Linked DNA regions of Homo sapiens: region 1 is linked to region 2. A link is an interaction called in ENCODE POLR2A ChIA-PET data of the cell type or tissue named here. Cell type or tissue: A673. All regions are shown on one strand. Links, peaks and the distances in the headings refer to the core of each region. The heading gives the core; the rest is flanking DNA. Region 1 has its middle 46 kb from the start of SCAF8. Region 2 overlaps SCAF8 (SR-related CTD associated factor 8).

The links. Peaks named below come from ENCODE experiments on the same cell type or tissue, not always from the same donor. Only the 100,000 strongest peaks of a DNase experiment are listed, where the experiment ranks them.
Region 1: POLR2A ChIA-PET joins it to region 2 with 11 read pairs; 3 of 35 experiments call an interaction of 5 or more read pairs at or near these places.

Annotation. Positions count from the first base shown.
Region 1 is chr6:154,678,721-154,695,455 of GRCh38, reverse strand. No RefSeq gene overlaps it. Among named protein-coding and RNA genes, the nearest start is that of SCAF8, 46 kb to the left of the region's middle. In A673, for the core only: no CTCF peak of the experiment used is centred there; no DNase peak of the experiment used is centred there.
Region 2 is chr6:154,756,710-154,773,444 of GRCh38, reverse strand. The region is part of intron 1 of SCAF8 (SR-related CTD associated factor 8); the gene reads right to left. Among named protein-coding and RNA genes, the nearest start is that of SCAF8, 32 kb to the right of the region's middle. In A673, for the core only: no CTCF peak of the experiment used is centred there; no DNase peak of the experiment used is centred there; H3K27ac peaks cover 411 bases.

The DNA.
Region 1 (16,735 bases), core at 2,891-10,890, 78 kb after region 2:
CACAGACCACCATGCACAACTAATTTTTGTATTTTTTGTAGAAACGGGGTTTCACCATGTTGGCCAGGCTGGTTTTGAACTCCTGACCTCAGGTGATCTACCTGCCTCAGCCTCCTGAAGTGCTGGGATTACAGGCATGAGCCACTGCGCCCAGCCATATAATGGTAACAACTTTATCTCTGTATTTGACTAATATTTTTTCTTTATCCTTCGACTTTAATCATTTTGTGTCATTTCATTCTTTGTGTTTTTTTCTTCTTTAATCCCATAACAGATTTTTTTTGTTGTTTTTTTTTGAGACAGAGTCTCCTTCTGTCCCCCAGGCTGGAGTGCAGCAGCATGATCTCAGCTCACTGCAATCTCCACCTCCTAGGTTCAAGTGGTTCTCATGTCTCAGCCTCCCAAGTCACTAATTTTTGTATTTTTAGTAGAGACGGGGTTTTGCCATGCTCTCCAGGCTTGTCTTGAACTCCTAGACTCAAGTGATCTGCCTGCCTTGGCCTCCCAACGTGCTGGGATTACAGGGGTGAGCCACCATGCCCAGCCCAGATGATCATTTTTTGTGTTTATTAAAAAATAGCATTTAGACTGTTTTAGAACCCAATATGACATTTTCTTAACATGGAAATTCTCCTGTCTCAGCCTCCCCAGTAGCTGGGATTACAGGCGCCCACCACCACGCCTGGCTAATTTCTTTATTTTTAGTAGAGACGGAGTTTTGCCATGTTGGCCAGGCTGGTCTCAAACTCCTGACCTCAGGTGATCCCCCTGCCTTGGCCTCCCAAAGTGCTGGGATCACAGCAGGAGCCACCATGCCCAGCCATGAATTATATTTTCTTTGCAGTATCCTCACGAATGTTTTGATAGGGAATAAGATATAACCATTAAGAGTTCATGGTCTGGAATCAGACAGGCCTGGCTTTTAATTTCTGTTCCCCAAATAATTTGCTGTATCAATTTGTATATGTGCCACACACTCTTTAAGTTGAAGTTTCATCATCTGTGAAAATGGGAAAATAGGCCAGGCATGGTGAGGCTCACCCTTGTAATCCCAACACTTTAGGAGACTAAGGAAGGAGGATATGCTTGAGGCCTGGAGTTCCAGACCAGCCAGGGCAACATAGTAAGACCCAGTCAGCTACTCGGGAGGCTGAGGCAGGAGAATGGTGTGAACTTGGGAGGCGGAGCTTGCAGTAAGCCGAGATGGTGCCACTGCACTCCAGCCTGGGCGACAGAGCGAGACTCCGTCTCAAAAAAAAAAAAAAAAAAAAAAATTAGTGAGGCATAGTGATACATGTCTGTAGTCCCAATTACTCAGGAGGCTGAGGTGGGAGGATCTCTTGAGCCCAGGAGTTTGAGGCTGCAGTGAGCTATGATACCATTACTGCACTCCAGTCTGGGTGACAGAGTAGGTCCTTTGAACAATGATTGGCAAATAGTTCATGACCAATTTTTTTAAGCAGTTATTGTAATATATTACTCTATTGTTTTGAAGTTTACTAGAACTGACTATTAATTTTTTCAAAAGCAAAATTTAACCTATACTTCTGTAATGGTTGGCATCAACAATGTGACAAAGTATTTTTAATCCCTCTAGTTTTTGACAAGCAGTTTGACCACACATTGTTCAATCTTCTCTCCCCTCCCTCTTGCCCCTTCTTTTCTTGTTCTAATATAATCTGAAATTAATTCAGATAATTCTTAAATTACTTTTAATATTATCTAATCTCATTTTGAGAATAATCTTTAGTATTTTCTTTGTTTTATAATAAACTTGAAGTTTATATTTTTATGTATTTCAGCTTGTTGCAGTTCTTACAACTTATTATTGAGCCCTTAAGTCTATCTTGTCTGGACATGTAGCAGAAAACAACTTTACGACTTAGTAAAGTATGAGGAAGGTAACTACAGGCTGACATTAAAGGAATTTGGTGTAAATTTGTGTGTTTCTTATGTATTCCATTTTATTTTATTTTTAATTTTTTTTTTTTAGACGGCGTCTCACTTTGTGGCCCAGGCTGGAGTATTATGTATATAATAATATTATACATTATTCCACTTTGACCTTAGTCAATGAAGAGCGAAATTAGGAGTGTCCTCTTATTTACCCTTGGGTATTTTTATATCCTTACCATACAAGATGGGAGTTCACTGGCTACCCACTACTTTTTATTTTTTTAAAGACAGAGTCTTACTGTCACCTAGGCTGGAGTGCAATGGTGTGATCTCGACTCACTGCCACCTCCGCCTCCCGGGTTCAAGCAATTCTCCTTCCTTGGCCTCCCAAGTAGCTGGGATTACAGGCTTGGGCCACCATGCCCAGCTATTTTTTTTTTTATTTTTAATAGAGACAGGGTTTCACCATGTTGGCCAGGCTGGCCTCGAACTCCTGACCTCAGGTGATCCACCTGCCTCGGCATCCCAAAGTGCTGGGATTATAGGCATGAGCCACTGTGCCTGGCCATTATTTGTGACTTCTGACGGTTCCAAATAATCTCAACTATAGATCCTATAATTTTTGACTCTTGACATAGCTGAAAAGTTGGGGGTGAAAAACCTCCTTGGGTTTCAATTTAGGGTCCAGATAATGATCTTCCTAGTCTTTAGCACTGAAAAACTGTTGATGGGCTGTGTGCTCCCTCCCCATTTAATTAAAAATATAAAAACCTCCACTCTGTAAAATAGATGTTAGACAATCCAGTACAGTGCTGGCATTTCTCCTGGTTACTTCAATGTTTTAACAACATATAGATTTCAAAAACAATCTCCGTGGTTTAATGGCCCTATTTTCAGGGCCCCTTAGACACATGCCTAGTTGGCCTGTTGGATTACTGAGCTCTGGTCATGTTTCTCCCTCAAAACCCTTGCGTTGGAGTGGCAAAAATCAAATGCCTACAGGGATGAGGACCAAATCACTGGCTGAAGCACTTAGGTTTAAGATTATAAATATGGTTGGGGACTGTGGCAAGCTACAAGAAGATACCCCTTCAAAAGGGACAGAGGCTATTCAGCTCAAGCCAATTGCTGCTAAGAATCAATGTGGGCCTGGTTGGGCATGGTGGCTCATGTCTGTAATCCCAGCACTTTGGGATGATCCCAGCACAAGGTGAGCAGATGGATCACTTGAGTTCAGGAGTTTGAGACCAGTCTGGCCAACATGGTAAAACCCTGTCTCTACTAAAAATACAAAAATTAGGGCCAGGTGTGGTGGCTCACGCCTGTAATTCCAGCACTTTGGGAGGCCAAGGCGGGCGGATCACGAGGTCAGGAGTTTGAGACCAGCCTGGCCAACGTGGTGAAACCCCATCTCTACTAAAAATACAAAAAAATTAGCCGGGCGTGGTGGTGCACCCCTGTAGTCCCAGCTACTCAGGAGGCTGAGGCAGGAGAATTGCTTGAACCTGGGAGGAGGAGGTTGCAGTGAGCTGAGATTGTGCCACTGCACTCCAGCCTGGGCAACAGAGCGAGACTTCATTAAAAAAAAAAAAATTAGCTGGGTGTGGTGGTGGGCGCCTGTAATCCCAGTTACTTGGGAGGCTGAAGCATGAGAATCACATGAACCCCAGAGGTGGAGGTTGCAGTGAGCCGAGATCATGCCACTGCACTCCAGCCTGGGCAACAGAGTGAAATTGTCTCAACAACAACAACAACAAACAAAAAAAATCAGCATAGGCCAAATAGTGCCAGATCTTCTGATTTTGTAATAGAAGCTTCAAATAAGCTTTATGTGAAAGCTTCCCATATTAATTCTGGCAACTACTTACAAACTTTTTAGTAGTTAATAAATTGTTTATTTGCAATATGTACTTTGTGGGCCAATAAAACACACCCAGGAATTAAACCTAAGCTGACGGGCCCCAATTTGTGACCCCTGTTACATATATGGGTCTAATGTTTTTTGATATTTAGCATGATGACAATTCAGATTAAATTTTTTTTTTTTTTTTTTTTGACACAGAGTTTTGCTCTTGTTGCCCAGGCTGGAGTGCAATGGCATGATTTCAGCTCACCGCAACCTCTGCCTCTCGGGTTCAAGCAATTCTCCTGCCTCAGACTCCTGAGTAGCTGGGATTACAGGCATGAGCCACCACGCCCGGCTAATTCTGTATTTTTAGTAGAGACAGGTTTCTCCATGTTGGTCAGGCTGGTCTCAAACTCCCGTCCTCAGGTGATCCGCCTGCCTCAGCCTCCCAAAGTGCTGGGATTACAGGCATGAGCCACCGCACCTGGCTGACAATTCAGATTAAATTTCTTACCATTTGGTGAGATGAGGTTCCCAGAAAAAGATTTAAGGAAAGTGGGGAAATATACTAGTTTTTACAAGCTGGGATGTGTTCTACTCACAATAACTCCTACACAGATAATAGCTTAGTATCCGGCTGTGCCTCCTTTTATTAAGAGTTCAAAGTTCTGCAGTGAAATATATGATGCATACCAAGCACCACCCCAGGGACCAAGCCTCCAATCAGGATATGATTAATCATACGACTAAATTTAAATATTTTTCAGTATTTATTAAGTATACCGATTGATTCCTCTCAGTACTGACATAGGCATTAATATGAAGCCAATTTCCTTAACTATTTTGTTTCAAGATCTAGTTACCTATTCATATGGCCTTAGTCTTTTTAGTTTTTTCTCTAGAGTCTTGTTAGTGTGTGTGTGTGTGTGTGTGTGTGTGTGTGTGTGTGTGTATTGTTTGTTTGTTTGTTTGTTTTTGAGATGAAGTCTTGTTCTGTTGCCCAGGCTGGAGTGCAGTGGCATGATCTCGGCTCACTGGAACTTCTGCCTCCTGGGTTCAATCGATTCTCCTGCCTCAGCCTCCCGAGTAGCTGAGATTACAGGCTCCCACCACCACGCCCAGCTAATTTTTGTATTTTTAGTAGAGATGGGGTTTCACCACGTTGGTCAGGCTGGTCTCGAACTTTTGACCTCGGGCGATCCACCCTCCTCGGCCTCCCAAAGTGTTGAGATTACAGGCATGAGCCTCTGCTCTTGGCCTTGTTAGCATAGTTTGGAGAGAACAAAATTGTTTTTCATCTCACTTACAGAATAGTTTTCTAACAATTACATAGAACATTTTAATTGCAAATGCAGCTGACTCCGAATAGCTAGGCAAATTAGCATAAATACAAAACTGAAAGCTGCTAGGATAGTCCTAAATTAAGTCAGGCTACAAGAAGAAATTTTAGGTAACAAAAAAGATTAAACATAGATAACTCACAAAATTGGCGTTACAGTTCTTCTGGCCGTTGGTGCTTACAACTGTGCGTACTTCTTACTTAGCACAAGGCATTTCTGAGAATTTGAGTGCTCAATATATACTTGCTAAGTGAATGAATGAATGCATGCATGGATGCATGAATAAATGAATGAGTAGCCTTGTCCTCCTGGTTTTCACGATACATATATCTTAAATGCCTCTGCTTGATTAATGTTGCTAAAAAGCTGATCTCATCCCTTCATTCCTCAACTCAAATACCTTTGCCCTGTCTACAAAATAAAAGTGTTCTTGGCCTGAATAAATGCTTGATTAAATTTTGTTTCACTTTTGACTCTTGCTATGTCTAAGATGAATCCTACAGCTCCAGCCAAACACATCATCTAGCTTTCCTCTTTTTAAAATGCACACACACTACTTCCTTTTGCTTCTCAAACCTAATTAAATCCTTTTCAGGGTATTAGGTTCAGCTGGTCGGTCATTTCTTTAATGAAACACACCTTGGGCAAACCAGCTCATTTTGCTTTGGCTTTTATCTTAATAATAGCAGCTGGCTCTTATAAATTCAGATTCCTGGCTCCTTCCCAGATCTCATCAATAAACTCTCTAGAGGAGTCTAGGAATCTCCTCCAGGGCCTACTTTTGATAGGAAAGTGTAGCAAAAAGACTTAATGACCTCTCCTTTGTCATGGATCATTGATAGCCTTATATTATTACTTGCCTGTTTCCTCTGTATTCCTCCTCATTAAGATAATATATTCCTCAGGTATGGGGACTATATTTATATTTATTCTGTTTGCTACTTCATGCCTAACATTATGCTGATAGTAGATGCTTTACAAATTCCTACTACATATATGGATCACCTGGTAAAAATTTTGCTTAGACAAACCTTTTCAAAAAATGCTATTTGCAATGTTGGTCCCTAGTAGAAATATTTATGAAGAACAAAAGCTTTTTAGTTTAAGATGCTCTTGTTTATTTGGTTAGGAAAGTAATAGAAAAGTAAATTAACAACTTCAATGTTACAAGTGAAAATGGGCATGAAGGATTGTTTAGGAGTAAATTCTGGTTAAATGCTTGCTCCTCCAAGAGCTTCTATATTTAAACACTGGTGTTGGAACCAATTCAAGAAAAAGAAAATCCTTCATTAATATTTAAGTAAGGCAGGAATAGGAAATGAAAAAGTGAGGTCTATGAAACAGGAGCCCAATATCTTAAATTTCATTATCAATTTTGATTTTTTAAGAAGTTCAGTGGCCGGGCGCGGTGGCTCACGCCTGTAATCCCAGCACTTTGGGAGGCCGAGGCGGGCAGATCATGAGGTCAGGAGATCGAGACCATCCTGGCTAAAACGGTGAAACCCTGTCTCTACTAAAAATACAAAAAATTAGCTGGGCGTGGTGGCGGGCGCCTGTAGTCCCAGCTACTCGGGAGGCTGAGGCAGGAGAATGGCGTGAACCCGGGAGGCGGAGCTTGCAGTGAGCTGAGATTGCGCCACTGCACTCCAGCCTGGGCCACAGAGCGAGACTCCGTCTCAAAAAAAAAAAGAAGTTCAGTGGCTGAGACCTTGATTTAATGCTAAAATGTCTTCTTCAATTTCAGTTCTACCAGCAACTCATTTGATCTTGAAAGTTTTTACTCTTGAGTGTCTTTTAGTGAATTTGTTAATCTCCAGAATGCATAGAAGATAATGAGAAAACAGAGGCTACCTCTGGTTTCTTAAAATGGGAAAGGAGTGAATAACTCCTATATTTCCACTTGAAATCGAATGGAATGATCTGTTTTACTACCCTACAATCTATTAATCTGATCAAAGTAATAAATGGCCATTTAGAGTTTTATAAAAACATAGCTATGACTGTCTGACAAAGGATGGAGTGTGTGAGAAGTTAGTCTGACCTTCCACCTATTTCCTAAGGGAAGGAGAAAATACCATTTCTAAAGGAAGAAAACCCAACCAAAGTAATTTTTTTTTTTTTTTTATTGATCATTCTTGGGTGTTTCTCACAGAGGGGGATTTGGCAGGGTCATAGGACAATAGTGGAGGGAGGGTCAGCAGATAAACAAGTGAACAAAGGTCTCTGGTTTTCCTAGGCAGAGGACCCTGCGGCCTTCCGCAGTGTTTGTGTCCCTGGGTACTTGAGATTAGGGAGTGGTGATGACTCTTAACGAGCATGCTGCCTTCAAGCATCTGTTTAACAAAGCACATCTTGCACCGCCCTTAATCCATTTAACTCTGAGTGGACACAGCACATGTTTCAGAGAGCACAGGGTTGGGGGTAAGGTCACAGATCAACAGGATCCCAAGGCAGAAGAATTTTTCTTAGTACAGAACAAAATGAAAAGTCTCCCATGTCTACTTCTTTCTACACAGACACGGCAACCATCCGATTTCTCAATCTCTTCCCCACCTTTCCCCCCTTTCTATTCTACAAAACCGCCATTGTCATCATGGCCCGTTCTCAATGAGCTGTTGGGCACACCTCCCAGACGGGGTGGTGGCCGGGCAGAGGGGCTCCTCACTTCCCAGTAGGGGCGGCCAGGCAGAGGCGCCCCTCACCTCCCGGACTGGGCGGCTGGTCGGGCAGGGGGCTGACCCCCCCCACCTCCCTCCCGGACGGGGCGGCTGGCCGGGCAGAGGGGCTCCTCACTTCCCAGTAGGGGCGGCCGGGCAGAGGGGCTCCTCACTTCCCAGTAGGGGCGGCCGGGCAGAGGCGCCCCTCACCTCCCGGATGGGGCGGCTGGCCGGGCGGGGGGCTGACCCCCCCACCTCCCTCCCGGACGGGGTGGCTGCTGGGCGGAGACGCTCCTCACTTCCCAGACGGGGTGGCTGCCGGGCGGAGAGGCTCCTCACTTCTCAGACGGGGCGGCCGGGCAGAGACGCCCCTCACCTCCCAGACGGGGTCGCGGCCGGGCCGAGGCGCTCCTCACATCCCAGACGGGGCGGCGTGGCAGAGGTGCTCCCCACATCCTAGACGATGGGCGGCCGGGCAGAGACGCTCCTCACTTCCTAGATGGGATGGCGGCGGGAAGAGGCGCTCCTCACTTTCCAGACTGGGCAGCCAGGCAGAGGGGCTCCTCACATCCCAGACGATGGGCGGCCAGGCAGAGACGCTCCTCACTTCCCAGACGGGGTGGCGGCCGGGCAGAGGCTGCAATCTTGGCACTTTGGGAGGCCAAGGCAGGCGGCTGGGAGATGGAGGTTGTAGCGAGCCGAGATCACGCCACTGCACTCCAGCCTGGGCGCCATTGAGCACCGAGTGAACCAGACTCCGTCTGCAATCCCGGCACCTCGGGAGGCCGAGGCTGGCGGATCACTCGCGGTTAGGAGCTGGAGACCAGCCCGGCCAACACAGCGGAACCCCGTCTCCACCAAAAAAATACGAAAACCAGTCAGGCGGGGCGGCGCGCGCCTGCAATCGCAGGTACTCGGCAAGCTGAGGCAGGAGAATCAGGCAGGGAGGTTGCAGTGAGCCGAGATGGCAGCAGTATAGTCCAGCTTCGGCTCGGCATGAGAGGGAGACCGTGGAAAGAGAGGGAGAGGGAGACCATGGGGAGAGGGAGACCATGGGGAGAGGGAGAGGGAGAGGGAGAGGGGACCAAAGTAATTTATTAAAAGAAACTGAGAGACAATCTAACCAGAGTTCAAAGAGGCTGAAATATGAATTTGGCTTAGAAGAAAACACTAAGTTTTCTGTACCATTTTTAAAGTGTTTTTGCAGGTTGATAACAACCTTCTTTATAAAATACTTCTGTCACAGCAACTGTCCATGTCACACTAATTTGCATTTGCTGCATGTGGTGCCAACTTATAATTATTCTCTTGTGACACTTCATGCTCCAAAAATATCAAGCCACTTGTAAGTTCTCAGTGGTACCATGCTCTCTGAACACCTTGTTTTTTACATGCTGTTTACCCAACTTGTATAGGTTCCAAACTCCTACTCTTCTAAGTCGAGGCAAAAACATCACTGCTTCTATAATTATTTCCCTGTCTCAAGATAAACTTGAGTTCCCTCTTTCCATGGTGTCATGGTATCTCATGTAGTACCTGTATCTATTTATCTCTCCTCTTCACCGTTAGACTGTAAACAATTTCAGGTCAAGAATATGAGAATTGGCTGGGCGTGGTGGCTCACGCCTATAATCCCAGCACTTTGGGAGGCTGAGGCAGGTGGATCACGTGAGGTCAAGAGTTTGAGACCAGCCTGGCCAACATGGCAAAACCCCGTCTCTACTGAAAATACAAAAATTAGCTGGGTGTGGTGGTGCGCACTTGTAATCCCAGCTACTACAGAGGCTGAGGCAGGAGAATTGCTTGAACATGGGAGGCGGAGGTTGCAGTGAGCTGAGATCATGTCACTGCACTCCAGCCTGGTCGACAGAGCAAGACTCTGTCTCAAGAAAAAAAAAAAAGAGAGAATATGAGAACTTTTGGAGGGGTCTCACTTTTTTTTTTTTTAAGTCAGAGTCTCTGTCACCCAGGCTAGAGTGCAGTGGCATGATCATAGGTCACTGCAGCATCAACCTCCCGGATTCAAGAGATCTTCCATCTCAGCCTCCTAAGTAGCTGGGACTACCAGTGTGCCCAGCTAATTTTTTAAATTTTTTTGTATTAATTCCAGCGTCCCACCATGCCCAGCTAATTTTTTAATTTTTTTGTATTAACAGGGGGTCTCACTATGTTGCCCAGGCTGGTCTCAAACTCCTGGCCTCAGGCAATCTGCCCTTGTGACCTCCCAAAGTGCTGGGATTACAGGTGTGAGCCATTGCACCCCTCCAGTCTCATGCTTTTCAGTGCTTTGAGCAGTTGTACTTGCTATGTGGTAAGAAGTCAGTGGTAAATATATAGTGAATGAGTGCAAATCAGACAATCAACAGTGATCAATAAATCCTCTACTAATTCAGAGCCTCTGTCATATCTTCCATATTAAAAAAAGAGGTGAGGCATGGTGGCTCATGCCTATAATCCCAGCACTTTGGGAGACCGAGGTGGGAGGATCACTTGAGGCCAGGAATTTGAGACCAGCCTGGACAACATAATGAGATACTGTAACTAGAAAAAATAAAAAATAACCAGCTGGGTGTGGTGGTGTAGGCCTGTAGTCCCAGCTACTTGGGAGGCTGAGGTGGGAGGATTGCTTGAGCCCAGGAGGTGGAGGCTGCAGTGAGCTGAGATCACACCACTGTACTCCAGCCTGGGCAATAGGGGTACTGCTAAGAGAGAGCCAATCCACTCTGCAGTACTTTGGAGAGACTCAAAATTTGCAGATATCAGGTATAGTGGATGATGCTTAAGTTAATGTAAGGAATAATAGACTTTTTTTTCATCTTAAAGGGGATGTTTCCCCCTCATCTGAAAGCTCTATATATGACCACCAACTGGTCTTAGTGAGTAAATTGAGTAAATCAGGTGTCTAAAAATGACCTAAAGAATTATTCCTGGCCGGGCATGGTGGCTCACACCTGTAATTTCAGCCCTTTGGGAGGCTGAGGCAGGCGGATCACCTGAGGTCAGGAGTTCGAGACCAGCCTGGTCAACATGGCAAAAACCGTTCGCTACTAAAAATATAAAAATTAGCTGGCTGTGGTGGTGCACACCTGTAATCCCAGCTACTTGGGCGGCTGAGGCAGGAGAATTGCTTGAACCCAGGAGACAGAGGTTGCAGTGAGCCAAGACAGTGCCACTGCACTCCAACCTGGGTGACAGTGCAAGACTCCGTCTCAAAAAAAAAAAGAACTATTGCTAATAAACTGAAGTAGGCTAGTATATTATGATTGTGGCTGTTATCTGCTATGAAATAAAGTCCCTCCCTTTCCCATCCCCATGTGTGCCTTGTTATAAACTTCTTCATTCTCTTTCCGCAATCACCAGCCAGAGACAGAAACTGACACTTCCTTTTTTGAAAGTGAAAAAGATGTATCAAGTGAAACTCTTTCTACTTTCACTCTTCAATGCCTTTTTGCCTTCCACTTAAGTATGAGCTACCAGAATCTAAATTTGATGAGTATGATTTCCCTGTAGTTAATACGGGGAGGAAGTTTAGAGTGGGGGGTAGAGAGCACATTGATACATTTACACAGTAATCAATCTGTTTGTTTGTTTTTTAATATATCCTCATTGAATATTGCTGTCCTCACTTGCTTTAGTAATTTACTGCTTGGGGTGGCCCCTGTCCAGTCTCTACTAGTGATTTATGGGCTCTTCATTCAGTCTCAGGTTTAAATTGTACTTAAATAACAACCACACACCTCGCCACTCTTGAGATCTGGATGTGTTCAAACTTCTCAACTCCTTCCTGTGGCCATGAGCTAGGTTTAATTATACTATATTTTCTCTTTTTTATTTTTTTCTGTGAGCAAATCTAGGAGGCTCTGACTCATTTCCTTGTCCCTGGAATCCCTTTTATATGTGGTTCAGCCTTCTTTTTCTGTTTCTAATTGTCTTAACCTTATCTGCCTTTTCTTTTTTCTCTGCTTTTCTTATGGGGTATAACTCAATTGTAACTGAGCAAATAAAAATTCAAATGTATTTGAATCTATTTGTGACCACTTATAATAATCAACTCATGAAGTATTGATATGAAGTATTGATATTTTCATTCACACTAGTAGTCTTCAAACACACGCTTACATACACACACACAGCAGTAAGGAAAGCTCAGTCCTTTCAATAAATGATGCGAGGTCAGTTGTAAAGCTATATGGAACAATAAAACTTTTCCTATACCTCCCATACTTCCCACCATTCAAAAAAACTAATTCCAGGTGAGTTGTAATTTATGAAAGAGAAAGCAGTAAAGCTCCTGGAAGATAAAATAGAAAAAATATTCATAACTTTGGATGTGGAAATATGTCTTAAACAGGACGTAGAAGGCCCTCTCAAAGAAAGTAATTGAGAAATTGTTAAATAAAAAATAAAAACAAATATTGGAGAGGAGACTGAGGGCAAAAATAAGGAAAAACTAAAAACAAAATTGAGAAATTATACTTCATTAACTTTCTGTTTTTCAACAAAACACAATTAAAGTTATGAAAAGGCAAACCAAGCAGTAGGAGAGGGTGTTTGCAATTGGTGTAATCGAGTAAATACTTATATTTATAATATACAAAGAACCTCTCTACAAATTAGACAACCTCATAGAAAGTGACCAAGAGACTTGAATGATAACTTAACGACCAATAAACGTTTGAAAGGGGGTCCAAATTCATTAGTCAAATTATAATGCAAATTATAATGGCAATGAGATACCACAACATGCCCAAGGGACAAAGTTTAAAGAGTAAACAATACCATTCTGGGTAAGGACAAGAAGAAATGAGAAATCTCATACACTGTGAGTGTAAACTGGTAGAACTATATCGGGAAACTTAGGCATTATCTGCGGAAGTTGAGTGTGTGCATACTCCACGACCCAGCAGCTTAACTCCCTCTACGTATGTATCTAACGGAAACGCATGCTCACATACACAAAAGACATATACAACAGCGGTCCTCAACCTTTTTAGCACCAGGGACCAGTTTAGTGGAAGACAATTTTTCCATGGACCTGGGAGATAGTGTGGCAGGGGATGGGTTCGGGATAAAACTGTTCCACCTCAGATCATCATTCTTATAAGGAGCATGCAACCTAGATCCCTCGCATGCACAGTTCACAGCAGGGTTCATGCTCCTGTAAGAAAGAATCGAATGCCTCTGCTGATCTGACAGGAGGCCGAGCTCAGGCAGTAATGCTCGTGTGCCTGCCACTCACCTCCTCCTGTGAAGCCTGGTTTCTTTTCTTTTCTTTTCTTTTTTTAAATGGAGTCTCACTCTGTTGCCCAGGCTGGAGTGCAGTGGCACTATCTCAGCTCACCACAACTTCTGCCTCCTGGGTTCAAGTGATTCTTTTGCCTCAGCCTCCCGAGTAGCTGGGATTACAGGCGCGTGCCACCACGCCTGGCTGATTTTTTTATTTTTAGTAGAGATGGATTTTCACTATGTTGGCCAGGCTGGTCTCGAACTCCTGATCTCGTGAACCGCCTGCCTCGGCCTCCCAAAGTGTTGGGATTACAGGCGTGAGCCACAGCGCCTGGCTGTGAAACCCAGTTTCTAACAGGCCATGGACAGGTACCAGTCTGCAGCCTGGGTGCTGGGGACCCCTGAGAATGTTCTGAACAGCATTACTCACAAGAACCAAAATCTAGGGACAAATACACATCTCCAGTAGAATCAGTAAACAAATTGCAATATATTTGTACCTTGGATCCTATATAATGAAAAGAGTCAATTACTGCTATATGCAAAACTAGGTTGGATCGCACAAACATGATGCATAGCATAAATACCAGGCATGAGATAACATGTACCATATGATTCTCTGTAAATAAAACTCAGAAACAGATAATAGAAAACCGAATAGTAGAATGTTTGGAGGAAGGGAGCATAGCATGATTGGTGGGGAGCATAGAGAAGGCTTCTGGGGTGCTGTCTGTGTTCTATGTCTTAAGCAGGTGATGGTGATTGAGGCTGTTCACTTTGAGACAACAGACTGAGCATTTACGATTTGTGCACTTTTCTCTATGTATGTCATACCATGTATGTTGTAGGAAAAAACTGTCTCAGAAAAAAGGTAAATGTATAAATATTGAAATGGGCATAAGGTGAGAGCAGTAGCAAGTTAAGGAAGACCCCACTGAGTTCTATACTGTTAGACTACCTAACATGCTTTAATAGATCCTACTGAAGGACAGAATTGGTCCTAAGGGTAGTGATATGATCTTGGGATAAGGTTCAAATAGTCATAGCTGGCTGGGTGCAGTGGCTTACACCTGTAATCCCAGAACTTTGGGAGGCTGAGGTGGGAGGATTGCTTGAGCTCAGGAGTTTGAGACCAGCCTGGGCAACGTAGCAAGACCTTGTCTGTACAAAATTTTTTTAAAATAGCCAGGCGTGGTGGCACATGCCTGTAGTTCGGGCACTTTGGGAGGCCGAGGCGGATCACCTGAGATCAGGAGTTCTAGACCAGCCTGGCCAATACGGCGAAACCCCATCTCTAGTAAAAATACAAAAATTAGCCGGGCATGGTGGCATGTGCCTGTAATCCCAGCTACTCGGAGACTGAGGCAGAGGTTGCAATGAGCCGAGATCGTCCCACTGCACTCCAGCCTGGGCAACAGAGTGAGATTCTGTCTCAAAAGAAACAAAAAACCAAAAACTGAGCTCTATTGAATTGGGATGGCAAGGTGAAAGAACACTCAAGAATAACAAAGTGTTGGCTGAGTGTGGTGGCTCACACCTGTAATCCCAGCACTTTGGGAGGCCGAGGCGGGCGGATCACTTGAGGTCAGGAGTTCAAGACCAGCTTGGCCAACATGGTGAAACCTTGTCTCTACCAAAAAAATACACAAAAAAATTAGCTGACTGTGGTGGTGCACAACCGTAGTCCCAGCTACTTGGGAGGCTGAGGTGGGAGAATTACTTGAACCCGGGAGGTGGAGGCTGCAGTGGGCGAGATCGCACCATCGCACTCCAGCCTGGGTGACAGAGTGAGACCATGTCTCAACAAAACAAAACAAAGTGCTTCAAAATGTTGTCCCCTTCACAGTTTGTGCTTTACATTGCAAAAAAGACACACACAAAAAGAAGAATAGCTTCTAATTTCAGGAATCCAAACCTTTCTATTTTCTGTTTGCACACTTCACAACAATCAGCCTTTCTAAAGTAATATAAAAATTCTCCTATGCTCTCTCATAGTTCTAACAGCCTCTAGAGTCTTGTGGGAAAATTCCTGGTTACTTTGTTTCCAACTTCTAAAATCCGTGTCCTTTATCCTTCAGAGGCCTTTGATGGTTCAACATTTTTCCGTCAAGCTAGTTAGGTTTTATCAGGCACCGTGTGCCTTGGCATAGCAAATTTCACATCTCCAGAGAAATGCCAATGCTGACAGGACTCAGGAGATTTCTGGTGAACAGTGTTTGAGACTGGACGGTGCTATCAAACAGGAATTGAAGGTATTTTCTCAATTCCCCCAATGAGGCTTTAGCTTAACTTCATAATTTTTGCTGCTCTATTGTTACAGGAAAGAGGTCCCGATCCAGACCCCAAGAGAGGGTTCTTGGATCTAATGCAATACAAGATTCAGGGTGAATCTGCAGAGTAAAGAGAAAACAAGTTTATTAGGAAAGTGAAGGAATCAAGAATGGCTACTCCATAGACAGAGCAGCCCCGAGGGCTGCTGATTGCCCATTTTTATAGTTATTTCTTTTTTTCTTTTTCTTTCTTTCTTTTTTTTTTTTTTGTTGTTGAGATAGAGTCTTGCTCTGTTGCCCAGGCTGGAGTCAGTGGTGCAATCTCAGCTCACAGCAACCTCCGCCTCCCGGGTTCAAGTTGTCTCAGGTTCCTGAGTAGCTGGGACTACAGGCACGTGCCACCATGCCCGGCTAATTTTTGTATTTGTAGTAGAGATGGGGTTTCATCATATTGGCCAGGCTGGTCTCGAACTCCTGACCTCATGATCTTCCCACCTTGGCCTCCCAAAGTGCTGGGATTACAGGCGTGAGCCACCGCACCTGGCCAAGTTATTTCTTGATGATATGTTAAACAAGGGGTGGATTTTTCATGCCTCTTCTTTACGGACCATATAGGGCAACTTCCTGACATTGCCATGGCATTTGTAAACTTTCATGGCACTGGTGGGAGTGTAGCAGTGAGGACGACCAGAGGTCACTCTCATCGCCATCTTGGTTTTAGTGGGATTTGGCCGGTTTCTTTACTGCAAACTGTTTTATCAGCAAGATCTTTATGACCTGTATTTTGTGCTGACTTCCTATCTCATCCTGTGACTTAGGATGCCTAACCATCTGGGAATGCAGCCCAGTAGGTCTCAGCCTCATTTTACCCAGCCCCTATTCAAGATGGAGTTGCTGTGGTTCAAATACCTCTGACACTATCAGTATGAATTCTGCGTTTCCATGAAAAATTTTGCAGTTGACCAATGTTCTTCTCCCACCCTTTAGTCCCCAAGTGTCCTTAACGGTACTCAGGTAAGCCTTCTCTCCGAGGCACAGAGGTATAATGATGGGAAATAGTTACATCTAAAGCCATAGCAGGGTCTTAGGAGGTGCTTTGAGGATACACTTGGATTTTACATCCTTCTAGATCTTCTCAGATCCTCTGTTCCGTGCAACAGACGTTACTAAATTCATACATGTCTGAGACAGTAACCCACGTGCTGGGGATGCAGAGACAATTAGTTCCTGTTGTCAAAGGGGTCACAATCCAACACAGTGGTCCCCAACCCTGGAGCATGCTACTTACCAGGGAAGATTTGAAACACGAATAACGGAAGCCACCTCAATAGCCTTTTTTTTTTTTTTTTGAGATGGAGTCTCGCTCTGTCACCCAGGCTGGAGTGCAGTGGCGCGATCTCAGCTCACTGCAACCTCCGCCTCCTGGGTTCAAGCAATTCTCCTGTCTCAGCCTCCTGAATAGCTGGGACTACAGGCATACGCCACCATGCCCGGCTAATT
Region 2 (16,735 bases), core at 3,154-11,153:
AGCTAATGAGTAAACAAATGTATCTATTCGACGAAATATGAGCCATAAAAAGAAAAAAAGTACTGATACATGTTACAACCTGAATGAACCTTGAAAACATTATGCTAAACTAGAGAAGTCAGGTGAAAAAGGCAGCATATTATATAATTCCATTTATATGTAATATCCAGAAAGGGCAAATCTATTGGTGGTTGTCTAGGGCTGAAAGAGCTGGAGATAAATGAGGAATCATTGCTGATGAGTAGAGTGTTTCTTGTTGGGATGATGAAATTAGTTTAAAATGGAACGTGATGATGGTTGCACAGAACCACTGAATTGTATACTTTAAGTTGACTGATTTTATGGTATGTATCTCAATAAAACTTTTTTAAAAATCAAGGGCTCTGGCCAGGCAAGGTGGCTCATGCCTGTAATTCCAGCACTTTGGGAGGCCTAGACAGGTAGATCACCTGAGATCAGGAGTTCAAGACCAGCCTGGCCAACATGGGGAAACCCTGTCGCTACTAAAAATACAAAAATTAGCTTAGTGTGGTGGCAGGCGCCTGTAATCCCAGCTACTTGGGAGGCTGAGGCAGGAGAACTGCTTGAACCCAAGAGGTGGAGGTTGCAGTGAGCAGAGATTGCACTACTACACTCCAGCCTGGGAGACTCCAGAGGGAGACTCTGTCTCAAAAAGAAAAAACAAAAAAAGGGCTCTAATGTTTAACAATAATCCCACCCCATCCCCCACTTTATTGATTGATTGATTGATTGATTGAGACAGGGTCTCACTGTGCCACCCAGGCTGGAGTTCAAGGGCATGATCACGGCTCACTGCAGCCTCTACCTCCTGGGTTCAAACGATACTCCCACCTCAGCCTCCCAAGTAGCTGAGACTACAGGCACACGCCACCACATGGGCTAATTTTTATATGTTTTGTAGAGGTGGTGTTTCACCATGTTGCCTGGGCTGGTCTTGAACTGCTGGGCTCAAGCAATCTGCCTACTTCAGCCTCTCAAAGTGGTGAGGTTACAAGCATGAGCCACAGTGCCCGGCCTACCTCCAAATCTTTGTTTTGAAATTTCTCATATAAGCAAAGGGAAAGAATCCTACTTTAGTGTGAGGGAATCAGGCAACAGACAATTACTGATTAAAACTTCTATTATATGCAGAGATGCTGATTTTTAAGTATAACACTGTAAGATATTAATTAGAAGTCGAAACTAAACTTTGGCCATCAGAACACTGCAAAAACAACTTCAACAGATTTTAAACGCAATTCAAACAGAATTTCTTGGTTAATTAACTACAAACTTAGGGAATCTTGCATAGCTTTTACTTCAGCACCACTTATAGCATTCAATTCTACTCATTTTTGCCCTTCGTATCTCAGAAATCTGCCCAGTTTTTCCCCATATTTGTCTCCTCTCCCTCTACCAACTCGTATTTCAAAATTCTAACCACCATACCATGACCACAGTCCAATTTACCTTAATCTCTCACCTGAAGAACAACGTCTAAATACATGCGGTATGTTCTCCCTACCATGTTTAGAGCTATCTTTTCTTTTTTTCCCCCCCAACTTCTATTTTAGAATTCGGGGGTACATGTGCAGGTTTGTCACTGGGTGTATTTTGTGATGCTGAGGTTTGCGGTACAAAAAATTCCCATCACACAGGTACTGAGCTTAGTGCCCAACAGTTTTTCAACCCCTTCCTCCCTCCCTCTTCTAGCAGACCCCAGTATCTACTGTTGCCATCTTTATGTCCATGAGTACCCAATGCCTAACTCTCACTTGTGAGAACATGCATTTGGTTTTCTGTTCCTGCATTAATTCACTTAAAATACAGCTATCTTTTCAAAAACTAATCTGATCAGGTAACTGACACTCACCCACTCCTACTACCCACCCCCCTTAAAATGGTCGATGCCTTCCCACTCTTTGGATAAATACAAAAAAACCTGTATATTTAAGGCCCTGTCCATTCTAACTCCTGTCTACCTTTCCAGCCTCATCTTACACTATTGTCCCAGCCTTCTATTCTAGACACACAGTCGTCTTTTTTCAGGTCCCTGCCACAGGGCCTTTAAAATAGGCTTGTTTCCTCTATTTGGAATACTCTCTACCAGGGTCTCTCCAATAGTTAATGCATACCCATCCATCTTAAAGCATCACCTAATGAGGAAAGGCTTCCCGACCTCCCCAATCAGATCAATACTCCCTCTTTTATGCTTTCTTTGTGCTATCATTTATAATACCTGTGAAGCATTCACTGCTGTAATCTGATGTTTACTTGTATGATTATTTAACTAATACTTGATTTTTTAAAAGATATGTCACAGGGTGATGCTGACTGACAGTAAGAGACAAAGGACGCAAGTTCCTTTAATGAAATTTAACTTAGTAAGAGTTTAACCAAGGTCAGGCATAGTGGCTCACACCTGTAATCCCAGCACTTTGGGAGGCCAAGGCAGGTGGATCACTTGAGGCCAGGAGTGTGAGACCAGCCTGACCAACACAGCGAAACCCCATCTCTACTAAAAGTGCAAAAATTACCCAGGTGTAGTGGTAAATGCCTGTAATCCCAGTTACTCAGGAGGCAGAAGCATGAGAATTGCTTGAACCTGGGAGATGGAGGTTGCGGTGGGCCTAGATTACGCCACCGCACTCCAGCATGGTGACAGAGCGAGGCTTTGTGTCAAAACAACAACAACAAAAACCAGTTTAACCAAAGACCAACTGCTGCCCAAATGGAAATGAATCCTGGTAGAAGTGCAAACATGCTTCCTCCTTAAGTTCTCATAAAGGCACCCATCTGTTCATGACAATGGTCGACAAGAATTAGGATCCCATCACATACTTTCTAAGAATTTTTTTTTTTCTCCTTCTTCAGACAGGGTCTTGCTTTGTCACCCAGGCTGGAGTGGTACAGTGGCATAAGCACCGATCACTGCAGCCTTGACCTCCCAGGCTCAACGGGTCCTCCTACCTCAACCTCTCAAGTAGCTGGACTATAGGCACGGACCGCCACACTCAACTAGAGAGAGAGAGAGAGAGAGAGAGAGAGAGAGAGAGTGTGTGTGTGTGTGTGTGTACCTCAACCTCTCAAGTAGCTGGCACTACAGGCACAGATCACCATACTCAACGTGTGTGTGTGTGTGTTTTCTTTTTTTGTAAAGACGGGGTTTTGTTATGTTGCCCAGGCTAGTCTTACACTCCTGGGCTCAAGTCATCTGCCCGCCTCGGCCTCCCACATCTCCCTGCTGAGATTACAGGTGTGAGCCACCACACCCAGCCTACTTTCTAAGAATTCTTAAGCTAAGATCCTTAAACTATTAAACTCTTGAAGTTAAGATCTGTGTCAAACTCACAGGGAATTTTAATATATTCATGCCCTTTATTCCTACCTGCTTTAGAAAATCTACCGGTATGCCCGTCTTCTCACCAAGTTCAAAATAATGTTACCACATTACTACAGTGCTTACAGCAAATTATGTAAAGTAAAGGTCAATTTCCCAAAATTTCCCAGCAGGCCCATTTGAAATCCATTCCTGTCCTCTCGTACTGGAGAATAAGGTCTAAGAACAGAAAGCCTGTATTTTCAGTTTAGTTTTTTTAATTTGCATTGTATCCTCAGTGTCTGGCAGAGAATAGATATTTGTTAAGAATGAACAAAAATAAACAAATACATATAGGACACAACACCAAACAAGCTTTGTACAGAAAGATCTAAATTTTAATTCCAACTATATGTCCCCTTATTAAAAGTTGTTAAACCAATTAACCTTAGTTTTCTATTTACAAAACAGAAATAATACTGTTTTCACAGAAACATCGTATAGAAAACTTTTAGAGCACACTAGAACAGCTCAATAAGGGTTAGCTATTATCAAAATAAAAAGCTTTCTCTTTGATAGGCATTCTCCATTACAGTGAATAATAGTAAAGGACCAATCAAATCATATTCACTCAGCCATGTGAAAGTACATCCTACTGCTGTTTATATTACTAGGGTAATGAAGAGGCATCAGCTCACTCTGTGCTTGACAACACATTACTTCTTTCATTTTCTGTGGTAAAGTATGGAAGTTTCAATCAAGCACTAGTCCATATTGTAGCAGACCAAAGCTTTGTTTTCTTTTGGGAGGTTGGGAAGATGGGACGGAGCAAAAAATATAATTTAGACTTCTAAAGCATTTTCAACAGTCTTAAAAGCAACTCTTATCTAAGACTCTTCCTTAAAAATGTACCCACTGCAGACACTCAAGTTACTATTCAAGGAAATACTGGATAATACATTATGTTTCAAATGCTCACTTAATACAGTCAATTCTTGAACAAGATGGGTTTGAACTGCGCAGGTCTACTTATATGTGATTTTTTTTTTTTTTTTTTTTTTTTGAGACAGTGTCTCACTCTGTCGCCCACGCTGGAGTGCAGTGGCGTGTTCTCAGCTCACTGCAACCTCCGTCTCCTGGGTTCAAGTGATGCTTGTGCCTCAGCCTCCTGAGTGGCTAGGATTTTAGGTGCACACCACCACACTGGGCTAATTTTTGTATTTTTAGTAGAGACAGGGTTTTGCCATGTTGGCTAGGCTGGTCTCAAACACCTGGGCTCAAGCAATCCACCCACCTTGGCTTCCCAAAGTGCTGGGATTACAGGCGTGAGCCACTGCGCCTGGCTTACTTTTATGTGAACTTTTCCAATAAATATTAGAAAATTTTTGAGAGATTTTTGACAATTTAAAAACACATGCAGAGGAACTGCATAGCCTAGCAATATTGAAAAAACAAAAAAGGCATGTCATGAATGCATACAATATATGTAGATACTAGTTTATTTTAGTTTATCATTTACAAACATACATAGCGCCATTCACAGGAGAGAGAAACATAAACAATGTTAAAGATGAAGTATTAATCATAACCACAAAAACCTCTAGTATAATAATTTCATAGCCACCTTCTCTTGCTATTGCAGTGAGCTCGAGTGTGAGTATCCACTTAAAATGCCATGTGATGTTAACCATTTCTGCATGAGCAGTTCATCTCTCTAATAAATTGCATATCATAGTAAAAAATGGTATCTTGCAGTTCTCGAAGGTTTTTCATTATGTTTAGTGGAGTAACATGAACCTTGAATACCACCACAGACCCATGGGAAGTGGCACTAGTGATGCTGAAGGTGCTCTCAAGAAGCAAAGTCATGACATTAAAAGAAAAGCGCTGACTTGCTTGATATGTATAGTAGGTTGAGATCTTCAGCCGCAGTTGCCCACCTTTTCAAGACAAATGAATCTGGCCTATAAGGACCACTGTCAAAAAAGAAAAGGAAATTCATGAAGCTGTCACTGCAGCTATCTCAAAAGGCCAAAAACCTCAAACTTTTTATGAAATACCTTTTTATCTTGTATTGAAAATGCAGCCTCTGTGTGGGTACAGAATTGTTATAAGAAAGGCATACCTACAGACTCTAATATGATTAGAGAAAAAGGTAAGTCATTATGTGATCCTTAAAGCAAAAGAGAGGTGACAGATCTAAAGCTGGACAATTTAATGCCAGCAAAGGATCACTTATCATTTTAGAAAGAAGTATGGCTTAAAAAATGTCAAGATACCAGGGGAAGGTCAGGCATGGTGGCTCATGCCTATAATCCCAGCACTTTGGGAGGCCAAGGCAGGCAGCTCACTTGATTCCAGGAGTTCAGAACCAGCCTGGGCAACATGGCAAGACCCCGTTTCTCTAAAACATACAAAAAAATATTAGCCAGGCATGGTGGCCTGCGCCTGTAGTCCCAACTACAGGCTGAGGTGTGAGGATCACTTGAGCCCAGGAGGCACAGGTTGCTGTGAGCTATGACTGTGCCACTGCACTCCAGCCTGGGTGACACAGTGAGACGCCCATCTCAAAAAAAAAAAAAAAAAAAAAAAAAAAGATAACAGAAGCAGCAGCTTCTGCCAAACAAGAGGCAACACATGATTTCCCAGATATCATTAAGAATTTAAGAATATCGTTGAGGAGAATGAGTATCTCCCTGAACAGGTTTTTGCAGATGAAAGTACCTTATTCTGGAGAAAAAAAAAAAAATACCACAAAGAACACTTACTGGTAAGGAAGAGAGGCAAACACCAGGATTTAAAGCAGGAGGGTATAGACTAACTCCACTGTTTTGTGCAAATGCAGTCAGGCTTATAATCAGGACTGCCCTTTCTATAAAGCTGCTAACCTGAGCCTTGATAGGAAAAGACAGAAGACACTGGCTGGCTACCAGTCTTTTGGTTGCACAGAAGGAAGGCCTGGGCAAGAAAAATGCTTTTTTTTGGACTGGTTCCATCAATGCTTTGTCCCTGAAGTCAGGAAGTACCCTTGCCAGTAAGGGACTGCCTTTTAAAATTCTTTTCATACTGGACAATGCCCCTGGTCAACCATAACTCCATGCAACAATGAAGGCATCAAAGTAGTCTACATGTCCCCAAACGAGACATCTCTTAATTCAGCCTCTAGATCTGGGGGTCATAAGGACCTTTAAGGCTCATTATACACTGTAGCCTATAAAAAGGATTGTCAATGCTGTGGAAGAGAACCCCAATAGAACATCATATAAGTCTGGAAGTATTATACCACTGAAGATGCCACCACTGCCACAAAAAAAGCTTTGAAACCCGTGAAGCACAAAACAATAAATTCCTGCTGGGCAAAACTGTGTCCAGATGTTGCACATGACTTCATAGGATTTATAACAGAACCAATGAAGGTAATCATAAAATTGTGGATATAGCAAAAAAAAAAAAAAAGGGGGGGGGGTGCTGCTGGAGGGAGGTGAAGGGTTTCAGGATATGAATCTTGGAGAAATTCAAGAGCTAATGGACACGTCAGAGGAATTAACAGAAGACAACTTGATGAAGAAGAGTGCTTCCAAACCAGTGCCAGACGGTCAGGAAGCAGCAGAAGAAGCAGTGCCAGAAAACAAATCTACTTTAGACAATCTGGCAGAAGGGTTACAATTATCCAAGACTGCTTTTGATTTATTTTTAGGACACAAACCCTCCTATGACACAGGCACTAAAATTAAAGCCAACGGTGGAAGAAGAATTGGTGCCATGGTATAGAAACATTTTTAGAGAAATGAAAAAGCAAAAAAGTTGGACAGAAATTATTATTTCTGTAAAGTTACACTGAGTGTGTCTGCCTCTCCTGCCTCCCCTTCCCTCTCCTCCACATCTTTTGCCTCTGCCATCCCTGAGACAGCAAGACCAATCACTCCTCTTTCCCTTCCTCAGCCTACTCAACATGAAGACAAGGGTAAAGATTTTTATGATGACCTACTTCTACTTAATGAATAGTAAGTATACTTTCTCTTCCTGATAATTTTCTTAATAACATTTTCTTTTCTCTTACTTTAAGAATACAGTATATAATATATATAACATATAAAATATGTTTTAATCAACTGTTTATGTTATTGGTAAGGTTACTGGTCAACAGTAGTCTATTATTAGTTGGGGAAGAGTCAAAAGTTATATGATTTTCAGCTACACGGGGGTTGGCGCCCCTAAACCTCCCATTGTTCATGGGTCAGCTGTACATATGCCTCCAACTATTTCTCTAGAGTCTCTAAAATCTAATTTGTTAAATCTGATCATCAGAAAACATCATTTCATCTAATTCTTCAATGAATGCCTTTACTATTAAGTTCTCAACTTTAAAGAAGGTTGATAAAAATTTCCCCTACAATAGTGTCATTTACTGATCCTATTAAATAATCTACTTAAATCCAGAAATTAGAGAGTGATTCAGTTAGCTTGGTGCTTACTTTTTATCAAAGATATGTGACTTAACAAGTTTCCTGCTTCTTTCCTTGGCTTCTAGGGATCTTGCTGATATGTTTATTCTACTAATCTGAACACACATTTCAAATGTCTACTGACATCTACTTCTCTGCTATATTTAACTAGTTTCGTTGGATACAAAAATAAACTGTTTTCTATTGTGTTTAATTTTGTTAACTAAGCTGTTTTATGGCTCTTTATAAATTGGTTAGAGTACAAGTTTATTCAACATTTACTGAACTAATGTGAACCCAGCACATGACTTCAGAAGCACTCTGTCATCATGTAGTTTCCAAATAAATTTGTCCAAAATTTAGGTGTTCTATACAGTTCACTACCACTCAATCCCAAGCATCAAACTTAATCCTCCAAAGACCTCCATCTGATGGTGCTGGTGGTATAGTGGTGAGCATACCTGCCTTCCAAGGACCTCCATCAAAGACCATTTGTTGAGAATTTTATGAATGACACTATAACTAACAACCAGTACTTTAGAAAAAGAATATGATGATGATGCTGGCCCATTAGAAGCTTTTAATAAACTTCCTTAAATAATGTACATAAAGAGACTATATTTAATGTACTTACATCTACAAGACATTACAATGCCTGGTACACAGCAAGCACTCAATAATAAACCTTCATTATCCAATGGATAATTTATTAATATTGCTGTAACCCACTGCTATTAGGAACTACCAAGCTTCATTCCAATTCTCATTCTAATCAGATAATGTTAACCTGCCTCCAAGAATTGGGAATGTTATTCTCTTCATATTCTCAAAATCTGATCCAGGATAAAAAATCATGGTTTTACGCTGAAAAACGCTGAAAAAGAATGAAAGCTGATTCTGGGACCTTACTTTTCTCCTTTGCCTGCTGATTCCATCTCTATGCTTGGGTGAGAAGACCATGGCTACATGCTGCGAAGGCTTGGGCTCTCCAGCTACCCAGTGTTCTCTACAGGTTTCCATCTTATCAGTCTACTTCTTGGGATCTGGCTCCCTGCTGCCATGTTTTCCAAAGTCTTAAGTGGCTGCTGATCCCAGTTAGTTTGTTCCATCAAATTCTACCTTTTCTAGGGCTACTGGTGCCTGCTATGCTGTTACTCTCTCTGAACTTCCTAAATGCTTCCTAAATGAAAAGTTTATTCCCCACATATGCCATGTTCTAATATTATCTAATGTCAAATGACGAAACCCTTTACTTGTGCAAATTCTCTATGCTCATCTGACCTCAGAGATTGAAATAACCTACCAGTCTTCACCTGTCCTTTCCTTTGGCCACTCAAGACTTATCATTTCAATGAAAATATACTAAACAACAGAGCGAGACTCCGTCTCAAAAAAAAAAAAAAGGAAAGAAAATATACTAAACAAGAGCCTTGGTTTTCAGTGTAATTAATTCATTCTTTATGTTTCAACTCCCATCATGTACATTAAAGAACGTTCCTTAAACTTGTAAAATTTTAAGTTTCTATACTATCACTTGTAGGCACCACAGCAAATGCATATTTTTAATCTGAAGACTTCTATAAGTCAAATCAATTTCTAATTCCTCGAGGTTTAAGGAATCTTTTACCTAAACTGAGATGGCTACTCCATCACAAAACTTATCTCTAATCAAGATCTCAAAAGCACTCATCAATTAGGTCCAGCATCAGCAAACCTTTTCCTCAAAGGGCCAGATAGTAACCATTCTAGCCTTTGCAGGTCATACTGTCTCTATCACAACTCCTCAGCTCTGCCCTTTGTAGCAAGAAAACAGCCATAAACAATTTGTATATGAATCAGCACAGTGTGTTCCAACAGAACTTACTTACAAAACCAGGCCAGCCCCTGGATTCGGCAACATTCTCCATTCTACAGATGTGGGTTTTTTTTTTCTTTTTTGATAAACACTGCAATCTCACACCCCTGGAGAGCATATTTATGTCCTCCCCTCCTCTATGCATTAAATGAAACTCATTACCCAAAACCCAAAATTTAACAAAATGTTGTACCTTCATGCTTGTTATTTCAAGTAAGTGTATTCACTTCAAACATTTTTGTGCCTTTCCCAATTTCAGCAATATGAAATGAATTCTACTATGACCTTAAAGGGCCCAACAAACAGCTTATTATGAGTTACATCCCAGAGAACCATCAACATTTTGCTCATGTACAAGGTTGCTGGTTCTATGATCAAAGGAATTAACCTTAAGAGTGAACCTAAAATAACTAAATGTAATCAACCCAGTCCATCTTTCTTAACAATGGTCCTTTAAGCCCTTGAGAGTACTGATTAGAATCCCCCAAATCTTCAAAGAAATCAGAAACTTCATGAAAGTTTCTGCAGCCAACACAATCTTCATACTTTGAATTCAAGACAGCATGCTAACCAGATATTTTTCTTTTCTTCCTCTTACTGGGAGGACAATAAAGAACTCAAGAAAGAAAAAGGTATAAAAATTCACAATGAAAAGCAGAATGAGGAGGGGAGAAAAATCAGCAGAGATGTGACAAACTTCCAGAAAATGGAAACGTGATAAAAAGATTGGTAAATGATGAAATAAGAAGAAAACCATAAGTTATAATACACACAAGAAAATACAACCAAGGAGGAAAACACTTTATCATGGAGAATTCCAAAGTCTCACCACCCCAAATAGAGGTATTACAGGGCAGGAATGACACAAGTGAACTAGTGCATCACCTGCTGCTGCAAAAAATCAATAAATAATGTCTAAAACTGACCATTCCAGAAACAGCAATATAAAATTATTATTTTGGGATATGACGGTAACCACCACAACTAAAATGTTAAGAATTAAAACTACACTACAGATACTTGAACTCTCAAATAAAATCCCTTATTTTATAATCAGAAATAATATGGGTATATTTATAAGTGATAGTAATGAAACTTCCAAAGCCTCAAGGTAAAATATTTGTATTATAAATAAAAATGGTAGCTCACAAAAAAATATTAAAAGGAAATACTACAAAATTATCATTGGTTTGGTTAGAATAGCTTTGGCAGGCAGAATTCTAAGATGGCCCCCAAGACTTCTACCCTGTACAAGCCCTATATAATCCCCTCTATCTAATGACCCCATCCTTCAGTATGGGTGGGACCTATGAATATGGTGGGACAGTCACTCCGATGATAACTATTGTAGTAGACCAGAAATGGGACCAATGGCTACTAGGACATGAGGGTAGCCACTAGAAACTGAGAGTAACCCCCAGCCCACAGCCAGTAAACAAAAAAAGAGACCTCAGTCCTACAACCATAAGGACCTGAATTCAGCCAACAGCCTGAATGAATTTGGAAGAGGGCCCGAAGTTTCAAATGGGAGCCCAGCCCTGGAAAACACCTCCATCACCCAAGTGAAACCATTAGCAAAAGACCCAGCTAACCAACGCCTAGATCCTGACCTATGGAAACTGTGAAACAAGTACATGCTGTTTTTAGCCACAAGCTAAGTTTGTGACAATTTGTTACACAGCAATAGAAAACTAATACAGTAGAAGAAATAAGTGAATGCTTTTATTTTCTAGTATGTGTATAAACTTGAAAGTTTTCATATTTTTGTGAAACTTTTTATTAATAACTCAAAGTAGAAATTAAATTTAAAAACAATATCTGCTTTTTCCTAAGTTTACAAGTGAAAATAAAAATTCAGTATTTTGCATACAGGAGTAAAAGGTAAATAACAGATTTGTTTCATTAATAAACTGATTTTGCTGATAAAATGGGACCAAAGAACAGAAACTTTAGAAATAACAGCAGCAAATTCCATATTAAGAAAAGCATGTTCTAAAATAATACGACAAATAGTGACTTTTATAGTCCCTTAAAATAAAAACTCCTTTCAAAACTTTATCTTCCTAAGGTTTTCAAATTTATTTATAAAAAATATTTAAAATAAAACTTTAAATATAAGCTTTGGTTAACTTCTAATGACACAGCAATATTCTTGAGTGATCAGAATTTTTAAAGATAAACAGCACAGGCCAAAAGGAGATGTTACAGACATACTGAGGGAATCCTCCCAGATCAGGTTTTTGATAAAGCCAAAGCTCCTCCCTTTTATACTAAAAAAAGGACCAGTCTGAAAACTTCCAAAATGATTTTTTGGTTTTGTTTTGTTTTGTTTGGAGAAGGGGTCTCTCTCTATTGCCCAGGCTGGAGTATGGAGTGCACTGGTGCAATCTCAGCTCACTGTAACCTCCACCTCCAGGATTCAAGCAATTCTCCTGCCTCAGCCTCCCGAGCCGCTGGGATTATGGGCACCCGCCACTATGCCCAGCAAATTTTTGTATTTCTAGTAGAGATGGGGTTTCACCATGTTGCCCAGGCGGTCTCGAACTCCCAACCTCAGGTGATCTGCTTGGCTCAGCCTCCCAACAAACAAAGTGTTTCAAAAGCATCTTTGAAAAAAACATACCACATGTAACTGCAAACAAAGCACATAAAATCTGAAATGTTATACCTAATAACTCACTATCAAATGTAAGAAATAATCTTTTAAGAAAAATGCTTAGAGCCAAGCACAATGGCTCACACCTATAAATCCCAACACCACTCTGGGAGGCCAAGGTGAGAGGATCGCTTGAGGCCAGGAGTTCAAGACAAGCCTGCACAGCACAGCAAGGCCCTGCCTCTACAAAAATTTAAAAAAAAAGAAAAAAGAAAAAAATCAATGGGACATGGGGGTGCATGCCTGTAGTCCCAGCTACCTGGGAGGCTGAGGCAGGAGGATCATTTGAGCCCAAGAGTCCAAGGATGCAGTGAGCCTTTACCATGCCACTGCACTCCAGCCTGGGTGACAGAGCAAGACGGTCTCTAAAAAAATTTTTAATAAATAAAAAATTCTTAGAACTTTTTTGTGGCATAAAATATTTTAATATGAAAAAATTGGAAAATACAAAAAAAACACAAAGAAAAAATGTAATCTATCTATAATCCCACAATTCATCACTCATTCAAAATATATTCATTAGCACTAGGCCTCTGTCATGAAACTTAATCTGCTTTTAGAGACAGACAATATTCTACTAAACTAATAGACACAGTTAGCAGAGTGTAGTTAAGTATGCAATAATGTGGTGAAGAGTGTGCGATACTGTATGTATTTCTCAGAATTTCAAATCTAGAACCCTTTTTTAAAAAAAAGTATGACATTACAAAGGGAAGTGATGTTTATTTTCCTAAAATTGTAAGTCTGAAATATGCAAACATCTGTCTAGCAAGATTAAATCTATCTAATCTTTGTAAAGGAGAAAAAAGAAATCCTCTTTAATTTTTAAAAAAAAGAAGAAAAGAAAATGAGCCAGAATTTTATTTTATCTATTTAGAGACAGAGTCTTGCTCTGTTGCCCAGGTTGGAGTGCAGTGGCACCATCTTGGCTCACTGCAGCCTCCACCACCCGGGTTAAAGTGATTCTCTCACCTCAGCCTCCCAGGTAGCTGGGATTACAGGCATGCACCACTACATCTGGCTAATTTTTTACATTTTTTGGTAAAGACAGGTTTTTCACCACGTTGGCCAGGCTGGTCTTTAACTCCTGACTTCAAGTGATCTGCCCACCTCAGCCTCCAAAGTACTGGGATTACAGGCGTGAGCTACTATGCCCAGCCCAGAATTTGATTTTTTAAAGTGCTTATAAAATTATTATGATGGCCAGGCACGGTGGCTCACGCCTGTAATCCCAACACTTTGGGAGGCCGAGGTGGGAGGATCACAAGATCAGGAGATCAAGACTATTCTGGCTTGATCACGGTGAAACCCCATCTCTACTAAAAAATACAAAAAAATTAGCCGGGCGTGGTGGCAGGCGCCTGTAGTCCCAGCTATTCGGGAGGCTGAGGCAGGAGAATGGCGTGAACCTGGGAGGCGGAGCCTGCAGTGAGCCAAGATCGCACCACTTCACTCCAGCCCGGGTGACAAGAGCGAGACTCCATCTCAAAAAAAAAAAAAAAAAATTATTATGACATCTGGAGATTCTAATATCCAGATGTCATATTAGTATGAATAAAAATAAATAATTTTTTAAAGATTATTGTGACGAATCCAAATGCTCATACGCTTTCTCATTATCTTTGCCTATGGGCTACAACTGTTTTCACATAAATAATTAACATTTGTATTATTAAGCAGGATATGCCATTTTTCAAGCATGGCAACTGTCTAGGATTAACATTACAGTTTTGAATACTGTTAAAAAAGAAGAGATCTATTTTTGAAACTTAGTTTAAAACTGCTTTGAAACAAAGAAAAATTGTAATCAACTCTCCCCTAAAACCAAAAACTCATCTGCATAAGTCCTTTAATTCAACACACAAATTTGCACATCCTTTCTAAACCCTTGGAATAGAGGGAATTAAAAAATACTCCAAAAAAGGTACATACGCTTTACAGTGCCAGCCAAGATCGAGTAAACCAAACTACGAGGCCTTGCTTTCGCACTGATGACAACTCAAAATCCCCAACTCAAGACAAAAAGCAACTACCTGAGTAATCCGGAAGCAAAAAACAGCAGGCAAACTGGAAACCAGAGTCAAACCTGAAAAATGACCAGTGAAAGCTAAGGGGACGGGGTGGGTGGCTGTGCATGGGAGCTGAGGTAATTTCGTAGTGTTTAGTATCATCTATGATCTCCTAGCTTTGATCTCAGTGCTAGGAGAATACAGAAAGGTGTAGCCAATACTAGTGGGAAAAACACTAGGAGAAACCCCATTCAGCCAGAATACTAGGAAAAAGGACTCCTCCATGCTGTAGAGGAGGAGGGAAGGAAAAAAGAAGAAAATTTCCCCTTCTCCCTTCTGGCCTTGCCAAGAGTTTGAAGGCAGACCCTGTTACCACACTGGTACCTAAATCTCAAGAAGATCCATCTGTGGCTAACGGAAGAGGAAACAGAGGTCTCTATTATCCAAAGAAGAGGGGTGGGAGTTCCTATTTTTCTTTTTCACTACTTCATTCTGAAGGCTGAGCTTGGAAAGAAACATGACTTTTTGGCCAGAGAAACAGAGAAAAAAGAACACTGGCATCTGGAGAATGAATGGGAATCCTAGAAAGAGAAAGAGAAGAGGATCCCCTAGTTTTGTGCATGAACTACGTCCTGGGCTCATACTAGAATTACGCCTGCATGAAACAGACCCAAAGAAGCACAGCAAAGGCTCTAAGAACTACAATCCATGTAAACCACTGCCCAATTCCTAGACTAACTGGAGTGGAAAGTATGCTGTGCGCACCTCAAAAGAAATGCTTTGAGAACTGAACTGACACTGGAACCACCACAAAAAGGCAAGACAGAACTCGCATCCTGACGTTAACCAAACTGACTGCCTGATAAACAAAAATCAACATCCTTCAGAGGATTTTGATGAAGTCTTACAACATAATATTAAAAATGTCGCCAGCATATAAGTGAAACTTGGCCAGGCACGGTGGCTCAAACCTGTATTCCCAGCACTTTGGGAGGCCAAGGCAGGCAGACTGCTTGAGACCAGGATTACAAGACCAGCCTGGGTAACATGGTGAAACCCTGTCTTTACCAAAAATACAAAAAATTAGCTGGGAGTGATGGCACACACCTGTGCTCTTAGCTGCTGAGGAGGCTGAGGTGGAAGAATCACTTGAGCCTGGGAGGCAGAGGTTGCAGTGAGCCAAGATTACGCCACTGTACTCCAGCCTGGATGACAGAGTGAGACTCCAACTCAAAAAAAAAAAAAAAAAAAGTGAAACTTACTTCACATACCCCAGGGAATCTGTCCACTGCTCGAGGGAAAAAACAATCAACAAATGCCAATCCCAAGATGACACAGATGATGGAGCTATCAAACATTTTAAAGCAGTTATAATCATCCAGAGGCATATGTACATGTATATGCCTGTGTGCACACATATGCAGATACACAGATCTATCCATCTTTCCATCTATCCCTCCTATCTTTCCATCAATCCACCCATTTTGGAAAACTCTGACTTTAACTGATAATCTTCAATAAGTAGCAGCCAATAAAGGTATTTTTTTCATGTCTTCCACAATGTGTTACATATTAGGTATCCAAGCATGTGATGATTTGACTTTCATACAGTAGTTTAGTATAAGGTTTCAAAGGTAACAGGCAACCAAATACGAGCTAGCAAAAGCAGTTTATCCAGCTTTCTCACACCTAAATTCACTTGAACAGAGCAGATTAATTTTACTCAAAAAAGTAGAATGCCAAAGCCATAACTGATGATATAAATTTCTCTTAATTTTTCCCTCAGAACTTTACTTTTGACAAGTTTTGCAATCATGTATCTATAATCCTATGCCAATATTCATAGGTATAAAAAGTATATTTATTGGCTGGGCACGGTGGCTCATGCCTATAATCCCAGCACTTTGGGAGGCCAAGGCAGGCAGATCACTTGAGGCCAGGAGTTTGAGACTAGACTGGCAAACATGGCAAAACCCCATCTCTAGTAAAAATAAAAATTAGCTGGGCGTAGTGGCGTGCACCTGTAGTCCTAGCTGCTCAGGAGGATTGCTTGAACCCAGAAGACAGAGGTTGCACCACCGCACTCCAGCCTAGGCAACAGAGTGAGACTCAAAAAAAGACAACTTATTTATTTATTGAGACAGGGCCTCACTCTGTCACCCAGGCTGGAGTGCAGTGGTGCAACCTCAGCTCACTGCAACCTCCGTCTCCCAGGCTCAAGCGATCCACCTCAGCCTCCCGAGTAGCTGGGACTACAGGAATGCACCAACATGTCCAGCTAATTTTTGTATTTCTTGTAGAGACGGGTTTCGTTATGTTGTCCAGGCTGGTCTTAAAACTCCTGAGGCTCAAGCGATCCGCCCTCCTCCGCTTCCCAAAGTGCTGGGATTACAGGTGTGAGCCACCGCGCCCAGCTTAAAGAACGTATTTCAATGCAACAGAATGTTTCAC